3 separate regions of the Homo sapiens genome follow, and regions 1 and 2 are each linked to region 3. Evidence: chromatin contacts called from ENCODE Hi-C or POLR2A ChIA-PET data. All regions are on one chromosome and are shown on one strand. The core of a region is the stretch at or near the end of the contact, and the rest is flanking DNA. Distances in the headings are between cores, read along the strand shown. Region 1 overlaps ELF1 (E74 like ETS transcription factor 1). Region 2 holds the start of ELF1 (E74 like ETS transcription factor 1). Region 3 overlaps VWA8 (von Willebrand factor A domain containing 8).

Evidence for each region. Hi-C counts contacts between places; a loop is a spot of excess contacts on that map. ChIA-PET counts read pairs that join two places held with the same protein, here RNA polymerase II (POLR2A). Pooled maps may share reads with other maps.
Region 1: a map with no recorded cell type shows a loop between it and region 3 (5-fold over the local background). The contact joins two enhancer-like sites. A Hi-C loop is called at or near these places in 2 of 37 single-sample maps with no recorded cell type and 8 of 50 pooled maps.
Region 2: a loop to region 3 is called in a map of naive thymus-derived CD4-positive, alpha-beta T cell, with 6 times the contacts of the local background. The contact joins the promoter of ELF1 here to the enhancer-like site in region 3. A Hi-C loop is called at or near these places in 1 of 168 maps with a recorded cell type or tissue (naive thymus-derived CD4-positive, alpha-beta T cell) and 6 of 50 pooled maps. POLR2A ChIA-PET finds 5 or more read pairs at or near these places in 1 of 52 experiments (GM12878).

Annotation. Positions count from the first base shown.
Region 1 is chr13:40,984,776-40,987,844 of GRCh38, forward strand. The region is part of intron 1 of ELF1 (E74 like ETS transcription factor 1); the gene reads right to left. Among named protein-coding and RNA genes, the nearest start is that of ELF1, 33 kb to the right of the region's middle. RefSeq lists an enhancer at 107-386. Within about 2 kb of position 1,361, at least 4 of the 41 ENCODE cell types and tissues checked have a DNase peak (open chromatin) inside an H3K27ac peak, as active enhancers do.
Region 2 is chr13:41,017,311-41,020,592 of GRCh38, forward strand. ELF1 (E74 like ETS transcription factor 1) reads right to left here and starts at 2,006. Exons shown (of 9, transcript NM_172373.4): 1 at 1,918-2,006. RefSeq lists an enhancer at 1,891-2,000.
Region 3 is chr13:41,915,360-41,918,474 of GRCh38, forward strand. The region is part of intron 2 of VWA8 (von Willebrand factor A domain containing 8); the gene reads right to left. Among named protein-coding and RNA genes, the nearest start is that of VWA8, 44 kb to the right of the region's middle. RefSeq lists enhancers at 1,337-1,416, 2,526-2,645. Within about 2 kb of position 1,397, at least 6 of the 41 ENCODE cell types and tissues checked have a DNase peak (open chromatin) inside an H3K27ac peak, as active enhancers do; they include GM12878, where a contact is called at or near this core.

The DNA of each region.
Region 1 (3,069 bases), core at 111-2,610, 930 kb before region 3:
TTTGTTCATAAATGCAAAATGACATTGTGCCAATGGCCAGTGTGAATACGTCTAGGTAAATTTAAGTTTCACTTTCTTTTCCACTGCTGTCATGTACCTTTTCGTACCAGCACTTCCACACTGCTACTGTGCTTTAACAGTTGTCTTTCAGAAATCTAAAAAATCAGGATAAGCAACCAACATACCCACACCTTATACATACTAACAACTAACAGTAATAAATCAAAACTGAAATGGCTCCCCACAATCACTAAGCCACTTATTGCAGCAGAAAAAGACACTTTTGCTCTGGCATGTAGCTTTTGCTTATTTCTATAGAGAAGTCCACAAACTGAAAATGTGTAAGCAAAGAAAAGCATTTTACTGGCTCAATCATGTCTTTGATTCTCTGTCATCTTTCCTGCTCCTCTTCCTCTCCCCTGTGTACTTATATACTCTTCTGCATCAAGGTGATTCTTGAGAATACATTTTCTGATACCTGATCCAGAGGGAGCACCTGTAGATATCAAAGATTCTTATAATCTTTGATTACAAAGCCCAGGTATCTTACAATTTTTTCAGTAACAGACAAGACTGAAGATCTAAATCAATGATTCCATTTTTAATTAGTAAATTGGGGTGGTCAAGTTCTCACGGTCTACAAGCAAAACAGAACTAAAACTAGAATTCTTGTTTCCTAAATCAGGACTCTCTCTAAAACTGTAATATACAGCTGGGCCTCTAAAATCCACCAAAGTCCTTTCTGCTATAACAGTTTATAACACAGATTAAGTAAACGCATATGTAAAAAATTTTTAAAATCTCCATCTCTAGGTTCAGCTTCTGAGCTCCAAATCCAGTCACTAAACTATAAGACAAGTCTACATCAGTGCCCCTTGAAGTCAGTGTGTAAAAAACATGTCCAAAACTAAATGCATCATCTAATTCCTCAAATACGGTCTTAGATGGAAAAAAAATATGGGCACTCGGATTAGAAAAAAGGCTTCTGTTCTAACCTAACAAATTGAAAGGTCCTCAGTAAATTTAAAACTTGTTTAAATTTACCCATCCTTAATTATCTATTATAGTCAGGAAGCACTCTGCTGTATTAATAGTTCTCAAACATGTTTTTTTCAAAGTGTCAGTCTTTATAAAGTAACAAGGAAAAACATAAGTGAAACTACTTCTTCATCACACAGACATAAGCGGTCAACTTATTTGCACAGTTTTCAGAGGGCATCCAGGCAGACATCTACCAGATAATAAAAAAATCTTAGGCTGGCTCAGATGTCTCTTAATTGGGTGAGGACCATATTCTTATTCTCCAAGGAGACATGCCACAGGAATACTTAGCAACAAGGTTCCTAACCTGTCATCCCCAAAATAAGCTTTGGAGTTAAAGTAAAATAGTAACACAAAGCAGTTCAGAGAACAGGCTCTGGAGTCAGACCGATTGGGTGCCAATCTTCTGCAGTGTGACAGAAGACTGGACAAGTTACTTGCTTGGTGTCTCAGTCCCCTCTTTCCATAAAATAGGTGTCAGTCTCAAGTCTCTTCCTTCTGTAAAACGGGTAAAGTAATACCAAAACCTAGAGCTGTTGTGTAGATGCAAAAATGCATGTGCAGAATACTTGGCACATAACATGCACTGAATTAACATTAGCTTCTTTAGCGCTGTAAGTATATGCAAGAAATATGTAACAGGTGCATGCTAGGTAACTAATAATTCCTTAAGGGTCATTTCTGTACTCCCTGGAAGTCTCTATTACCATAGCTATTTGCTAGACTCCAGAAAAAGAACATTATAGCCCATTGTCAACAAAACTGTAATTCTATTCCAGTGCTTCAAGGTTTGGCGTCTTTTTAACAAATCCTGCTGCTTCAAGGCGAGGACTTCACTCTGGCAAGCTTCCCTAACACAGAGTCCCATTATGCCTCATTCCAAACAAAATGACTTCACTGATGGTAAACACAAAACCCTCAGCCACACTACTAGCTACTACAACCACTTCAAATGGCTACTTGTTTAATTTATTATAGAAGATTTCAGGTACTAAAAAAAATATGATAGTCAAAATTGATCACTGATTGAATGTAAATTTAAGATTCCTTCAGAAAGGTTTTTAGACACAAGGATATTAAACCCACGAATTCATAAATATATTTTTAGAAAATCATTGCTCTTTTTTTTTTTTTTTTTTGAGTGGGAGTCTCACTGTCGCCCAGGCTGGAGTGCAGTGGCGCCATCTCGGCTCATTGCAAGCTCCGCCTCCCGGGTTCACGCCATTCTCCTGCCTCAGCCTCCTGAGTAGCTGGGACTACAGGCGCCCGCCACCACGCCCGGCTAATTTTTTGTATTTTTTAGTAGAGACGGGCTTTCACCGTGTTAGCCAGGATGGTCTCGATCTCCTGACCTTGTGATCCACCCGCCTCGGCCTCCCAAAATGCTGGGATTACAGGCGTGAGCCACAGCACCCGGCCGAAAATCACTGCTCTCCTTTTAAGTTACTATGGTACCAACTGTTTATGGTGAAAATTAATAAATAGTCCGGTGCCGTGGCTCACGCCTGTATCCCAGCACTTTGGGAGGCCGAGGCGGGTAGATTACCTGAGGTCAGGAGTTCGAGACCAGCCTGACCAACATGGTGAAACCCCGTCCCTACCAAAAACACAAAAAAAAAATTAGCTGGGCATGGTGGTGAGTGCCTGTAATCCCAGCTACTTGGGAGACTGAGGCAGGAGAATTGCTTGAACCCAGGAGGCAGAAGCTGTGGTAAGCCGAGGCACGCCACTATACTCTAGCCTGGGCAACAGAGCAAGACTCTGTCTCAAAAAAAAAAAAAAAAAAAAGAAAGAAAATTAATAAAGAGAATCAATCAAACAAAAAGGTTTTAGATCAGACAATTCTGGGATAAAGAAGGTGAAATATACCAGCTTAAAGCAATGACGTGGTTGAATGACTTCTCTAATGAAGTATGTAATTCAGACTGTGTCTGTTTATGTACATATGGCATGTTTGTAGGTTGGCAGTATCTAAAAAACTGGAATGCTACAGTAACTCTAGACACCAAGTAACTGAACAGAAAGAAC
Region 2 (3,282 bases), core at 756-3,255, 900 kb before region 3:
AAGCAGTTCCAGACTGCGAAGCCCTGCCATTAGGTACTGCATGACCTCAAGCAAATCACAGGACCTCTGTGGGCCACTGTTTCTTCATCTATAAAAGTGAGGCAGTTGGACAATCTTCAGTCACTTTCAGCACTAAAGTTCTATAAATCACTAATTCTAAATTTAATTCTGATGGGTCAGTTCAAACTTACATTCAATCTTATGGAAGGAAAAACGTGGAGAGGGAAATACTTAATAAATTGTTCTGGTCTTTTCTTGGTTCTCTTCTTTTTACCCCCCCTTCTCCCTTCTCCTTGAAACTCCACTTCAGTCTCTATCACGTAAGAAAATACATAAACAATATCTATACTACTTTAACTGTACCAGCTTCTTAAATTTAAGAAACCAAATTCCTCTACTTCTCTTTAATAAATAAGATCTTAATTATGCCGCTTATTTGTGTGCCTCTTGATTTTTCTCTTATGGATCACCACCTTAAAAAAGTTAAAAAAAAAAATAGAAAAGTCTTCATTAGATTTTTCACACAGACCAGACTAGAAGTAAATACAGCTTTTGCTTACTCAAAGGCTGACTAAACCAGCAATATGCAAACAAAGATGATAGCAAATGGCTCAGCTGAATTGGTAAAATGTCCGCTGTGTCTTTCTTGTAAGACCGCAAAATTGAGATCTGTTAATATCAACAATCCTTACAAAAGAGTAAGAAATAATAACTGATTGCCTTTGTCTCTTCCCTTTAATCTGACAGGCCTTCAAGCACTTAGTAAGTGCATAGCAAATTCTCAAAGAACTAGCTAAATATCATTTTGGTCAACAAGAAATGATTTGGCAAGTTTTATATCCAAAAACTTTATTTTTTGGAATCACTGCATATTCCAATTTTATCTTCATAAATATGTTTCAGAAATAAAATACTACTGCACTCATCTTTACAGAGCACCTAGAACTTTAAGGCACAGTAGGATGTATACTTGCCAGCCAAAATCTCATAACTACAATGACAAGTACTTCAGGAAAAGACTGAGCAATCTTTTCATTTACAGAAGGTTTTTAATTCAAGGCAGGCAAATTTTAAGAACAGTAATACAAAAGGAAGGCCAATACTCATCACTTTTTCTTTTTACACAAAATTGAAATAACTACGTTTCCTTAGAAGACAGCTTTACTTCTAAGGTTGTTACTCAGAACAAGTTTTCAGTGTGAATTATAAAACTTCATTTTTTTCTAATAGTAAATGAATCATTCTAGTCTTTCTTCCTCTATTTAATATTCACTTTTACTTGTTATCTAAATAATCTAATATTCATTTTTACTTATTATCTAAATAACAATTCATTTAAATTTCCATTGGGTTTCCAAAATGAAACATTTAATATAATTTCATTAACTTTAAAAAACAGAGAGGGAGAAAAAAATAAATAAATAACAGTCAATGAGCAACACCTATGGCTGAGTTGTCCCAAAACTTCACCCTTAGCTAAAATGCCAAAACAAAGCCACTGCCCCTGGATATTTAACATCTATATCACACAGGAATAATACGGTTTACTTAACTGTAACTTCAACTACCCCAAAAAATACAATTAGGTTTTTTAAATTAAAATTTGACCTTAGTTTGCTTTGTGGTACTTAAAAACAAATAAACAAACAAAAAACCTCTTTTATTCTTAAATTACATAGAAAAAAAATCACAAAGACATACAAAATGCTTTAGCAAGAAGATCTAAAACTTTCCAGAATTTCAGTGCTTTGTTTCCCCCTAGCAATTAAGTTCAATCAGGCATGTGACTGACCACACACATTTTATCAGAGGGTTAAAGAACACATTCAGCCATGTTCTTCAACAGGTAAGAACCACCCTCTGTTTATCAGCTCAAGAAAAAGCCAGAAGCAAACATACAAAATTGTAACAAGTTACCTTCAAGTATTCTTTCTCTATCGTCTTTTGAGCTTGAAAATAAAAAGCAATCCGACAAGTTTTAGCTGTTAAAATGGCTCCTGTAGATTGGGGAAGTGGTGTCTGTGCTTCAGCTTATGAGTCATACATGAAACCAAGTGTTTCTAAGGGAGGCACGCCCATGTTGCTGTGGACCCAATTATTCTGCTAGGTCAAACATGCAAATCTGCAGGTAAAAACGGTATAGGAAAGTGGGGATGAAGAGGCAAGGAGCAAGATCTACCTTGATTAGACCATTACTAAGCTCATATTAATTGCCATAATTTAAAACTAACAATAAAATAGAGTAAGAACCTACAAGGGAGCAAAATTAAAAACTATATATTGTTTTAAAATATAAAAATCTCAATTTTTAAAAGTTGCTTTACTATATCAAATAAAACTGTGAAAGGAAAAAAGTATGAAAGGGGATGGAAGGGAGATAGCAAACTCTGTGGCTCTTAATGTAACAATGGACTGGTGAGTGTAATCTGGCTACTCATTAACCCTCATATGAAAGAGATATATTGCTATGTAGTCTGGAAAGGCTAGCAAACTACAAAGCCAGATGCAGATCTGTAAGTTCACTAAACAGATAAAATCCACTAGAAAATTCAAAGTTCAGTGGAAAAATAAGTGTGAATTAAACTGGTTTACAGAATTTTTAAAAACCCACACTCCAATGTTAGGAATTTAAAGTCCAACAAAGCAAAATGATTTTAAATAAACTGCAAGCTTGATAAAACCCTTTTAAAAAAGTATTGGTACGATCATAGTTCATAACTCTACTACTTCCAAATGATAGCTACAGTTTGACTTACCTTTCAAGCAAAATTTTCTACATGTATTTCAAGCCTCTTGTGCCAGGCACCCTGCTACAGCTCCACTGCAATTGTGGCAAGGCCAACCTAAGGGGACAACTGTGGCCAGTGAAGCTCTGCCTTCCAAGTCAGAATACATCTGACAAAGTGCCCAAGCCACTGAAATATTACTACACCTACTTATTCTGGCCTCTGGGTGAATACTTATTAATTTATTCTAAGAGCTTAAATTAATCAAAATGGCTTGAAAGCACTAAGTACTTCCAAAGCGCTTGAAATGATAAATGCAACTCAATAGATAGCCTTCGTCCTGGTATCTTACAAAAAGTAAATAGGATTTAGCAAGGTTTTCTCCCTTTAGTTAATTAGTTGGGAGTTTATTCTGGCTTACCAGAGGCATAGTTGAGAGCACAAGCTGTCACTGACTTAGGAACTTTACAAAATGCTGCAAAACAGCAATGATTGTGAACCAACTTTCTGCCTGCTGTCTATTTATTCCTTACACTGAAGATTGCTTGGTTTATCC
Region 3 (3,115 bases), core at 147-2,646:
TACTGCTACCATTCTAGGCCTGCCAGGAGGCATTTGGAAAATGTCTGGGAGTACTTTGGGTTGTTGTAAAGCTTTGGGAAATGAGAAATAATTTGGTACACCACTGATATTTTGTGATGGTAAATGCAATGACCAAGATGGTCTCATCCTGCCCAGTATGTCAATGGCACCATAGTTGAGAAATATTGTGTAGTCATTATTTTTTCTCAAGGCCTCTGTTGCCTGCACACCACTAATGAGTTTGTCACAATTAAGCCCAGAGAAAGAGTTTCTCTCTATTTCCTTTACCTTCTGAAAGATAAAACTTTTAGCGAGGAAATCAGTAGAGAATAAGTTCTACCTTTAGAGTAAGTCTGTAGGAGTTGTCAGGATATCTAAGGCTCTCATCATCACATTCCAATTTTACATAAGTTTCTTAATACATATAAGCTACTTCTGAATCCCATGGCTGGCCTTGTAGTCTATGGCATACCTTCACAAAGAAAATACATTTTCCCTGCTTTTATTCTCCCTCAATAACAATACTAATAATGGCTATAATTTATTGCATTCCTATCAGGTACCAGGTAAACATACAAACGATTTTTCACATAGGATCTCATAACAATTCTAGAAAGCAGCAGACCTATTGTATAAAGACACAGATTCAAGACAGATTGGCTGGGTTCAAATTCCAACTCTACTATTTACTAGCTATGTAACCTTAATCAAGTTATTTAACCTCTCTGCTCAGTTTCCTCATCTGTATAATAGATACAATTGTACTTACTTATAAAGTTGTTATGAGGATTATATTAAGCACTTAGAACAGTGTCTAATAACAGTAAATGCTGTGTTTGTTAAATACTCATTACTCCCATTTTACAATAAGAAAATCAAAATTGGAAATGTAGTATCATTTGTCTATAGCTGCTAAGTCCATAAACCAAGATTTATACCTAAGTTGTTTAAGTCCAAAACTTGTATTTCAGTCATTATGTTCTACAGTCCCTCCAAAAGCTTTTCAACAGGTGTCCAGCTTCAGGTGCAAGACTTTCCCTACAAGTGTGGACCTCTCAGGGCTACATCAAATTTAGCAGACTTGCTGTTCCAGCCATTAGTTCTACTTCTTTTTGGTGGTATCAATGGTATGTTTTATTCCTTTTATTAAAATTTCAAAGTTATTTTGTAATGAATATTATGTTATCAGAGGATCTACTTCTCAAAGAAAATCCAACTTTCACTTATTCATGTTTTAGTATAGCGTATTTTACCAAAAAGCATGTCTATATTTAATTTGTCAGGAAATTGCACTAAACTACTGAAAGAAAGCATCATGCAGTGCTATGTGGTATCTGTGGTATATTTTACATTAATGCTTGAAACTAGCTGTATTTTTAGAATGGCCTCAAGAAAACATGAGTCATACTTAAAAGCACGCCAGAAATAGAAACAAGATTCAAGACTGTACATTACGAACATCTGCAAAACAAAGTGCCAAACTGCCATGCATAACCTAATATAAACATAGCACAGTACACGAGAGAAATCCCCAACTTCAATGTTTTCAGGCACAAAATGCTACCTTCCAGGAGTCCACATAATAATAAACCGATGTCAAAATAATCCCAAAGAGCTTGATCCTATATTCTAAGATTCCTTTTCTATGTAAAGATAAAAACATGTAGTTCATACTGGCCTAAATCCCTGATTCAATTCCTAACCAATATTTGTTTTCAAAAAATATGTACTATTTTTTGCCCAGCCATATTCAAAGGCTTTAAAGTAATTTTATCATAGTTATCTAAATTATAATTTTCTCCCTTCATGAACTCAAATTTTCATACATATAAAAGTTAAAATTAAAATTCTAGAAAATTAAGCATAGGTCAGATTCTATTATAATAAATCCTTCAAAACTGTTGATGTTTTCTTAGTATCCCAAAAAGCAGCATAATATAATGGAGGAAAAAAAAAAGTCTTTGAAGCCAGACAGACCTACTGTGATTTTTCATCCTGTCTTTTATCCATGTCCTTAGACAAGCATTTTGACTCTTTCAGGTCTGTTTCCTTATTTTCTTTTTTAAATTTTTTAAATTATACTTTAAGTTCTGAGATACATGTGCAGAACACGCAGATTTGTAGTTTCCTTATTTTCAAAATAAAGATAATAATACTTATTGAGTATGGTTTGTGAGGATTATAGGTAAAGCACCATGCCCAGTCCCTCAGCCAATGAGAACCAGGTACGGGAGAATTATTCAAGTCTCATCCTCACCTGCAAACTCCTATCTCTGCTGTGTACCCTGGACACCAGGCTGTATAGTGTGGATTTGGTGGATATGAATAGGCTCCTGAGTTTACACTCAAATTACCTGCTGGGCCTAGAGGCAAATCTGAAGAATAAGGGAGAAAGGAACCCAGTACTTACTACATCCTCACTGGTAAAGCCTATGTTAGAGTACTTTCACTTGACATTTCATTACCATTTCATCACCCCACAAAATAGCTCAGAAAGAATCTACATCTAGGCCCATAACATGCCCCTGAATTTGATTTTTCTACCACATCACAACACAAGATTTCAAAGGAAGCATGACTAACCTCCTCACTGCAACTACGTGCTCATCTGCTAAACTTTCCCCTATTTACCATGTAACATTCTGTAGTTAGATATAATGGACATGAAGGGTGAAAATATTTAGCACCAAAGTCCTCATTATTTACAACACGAACTAACTGAACTAAAAAATTAATTTATTCACACAGCTATATTTATTAAGGACCTACTATATGCTCAGCACCAAGAATACAAAGATGAATAAAATAAGGTTCTTTGAAGACATCAAAAGAAAAATACATATATAAAACATCAGCTTACGTAGCTTATATAAAGCCAATCATTTATAAAGTGGGCTGATGTTTCTATGATCCAATATAGCTGTTATCAAAACTAAATCTACAGCACTGGCCAGCACAGTGCTCAGCACAGAGAAGATATTCAGCTTTTCTTAAAATTGGAAAAATTCATCAATATGTATGAAATAATTATACATATCCATATTCAATGACTAAGTGTCATGTTGTTCACTTTTTGTGTAAGGGTACAAAAATAAGAGTATACATGTATATTTGC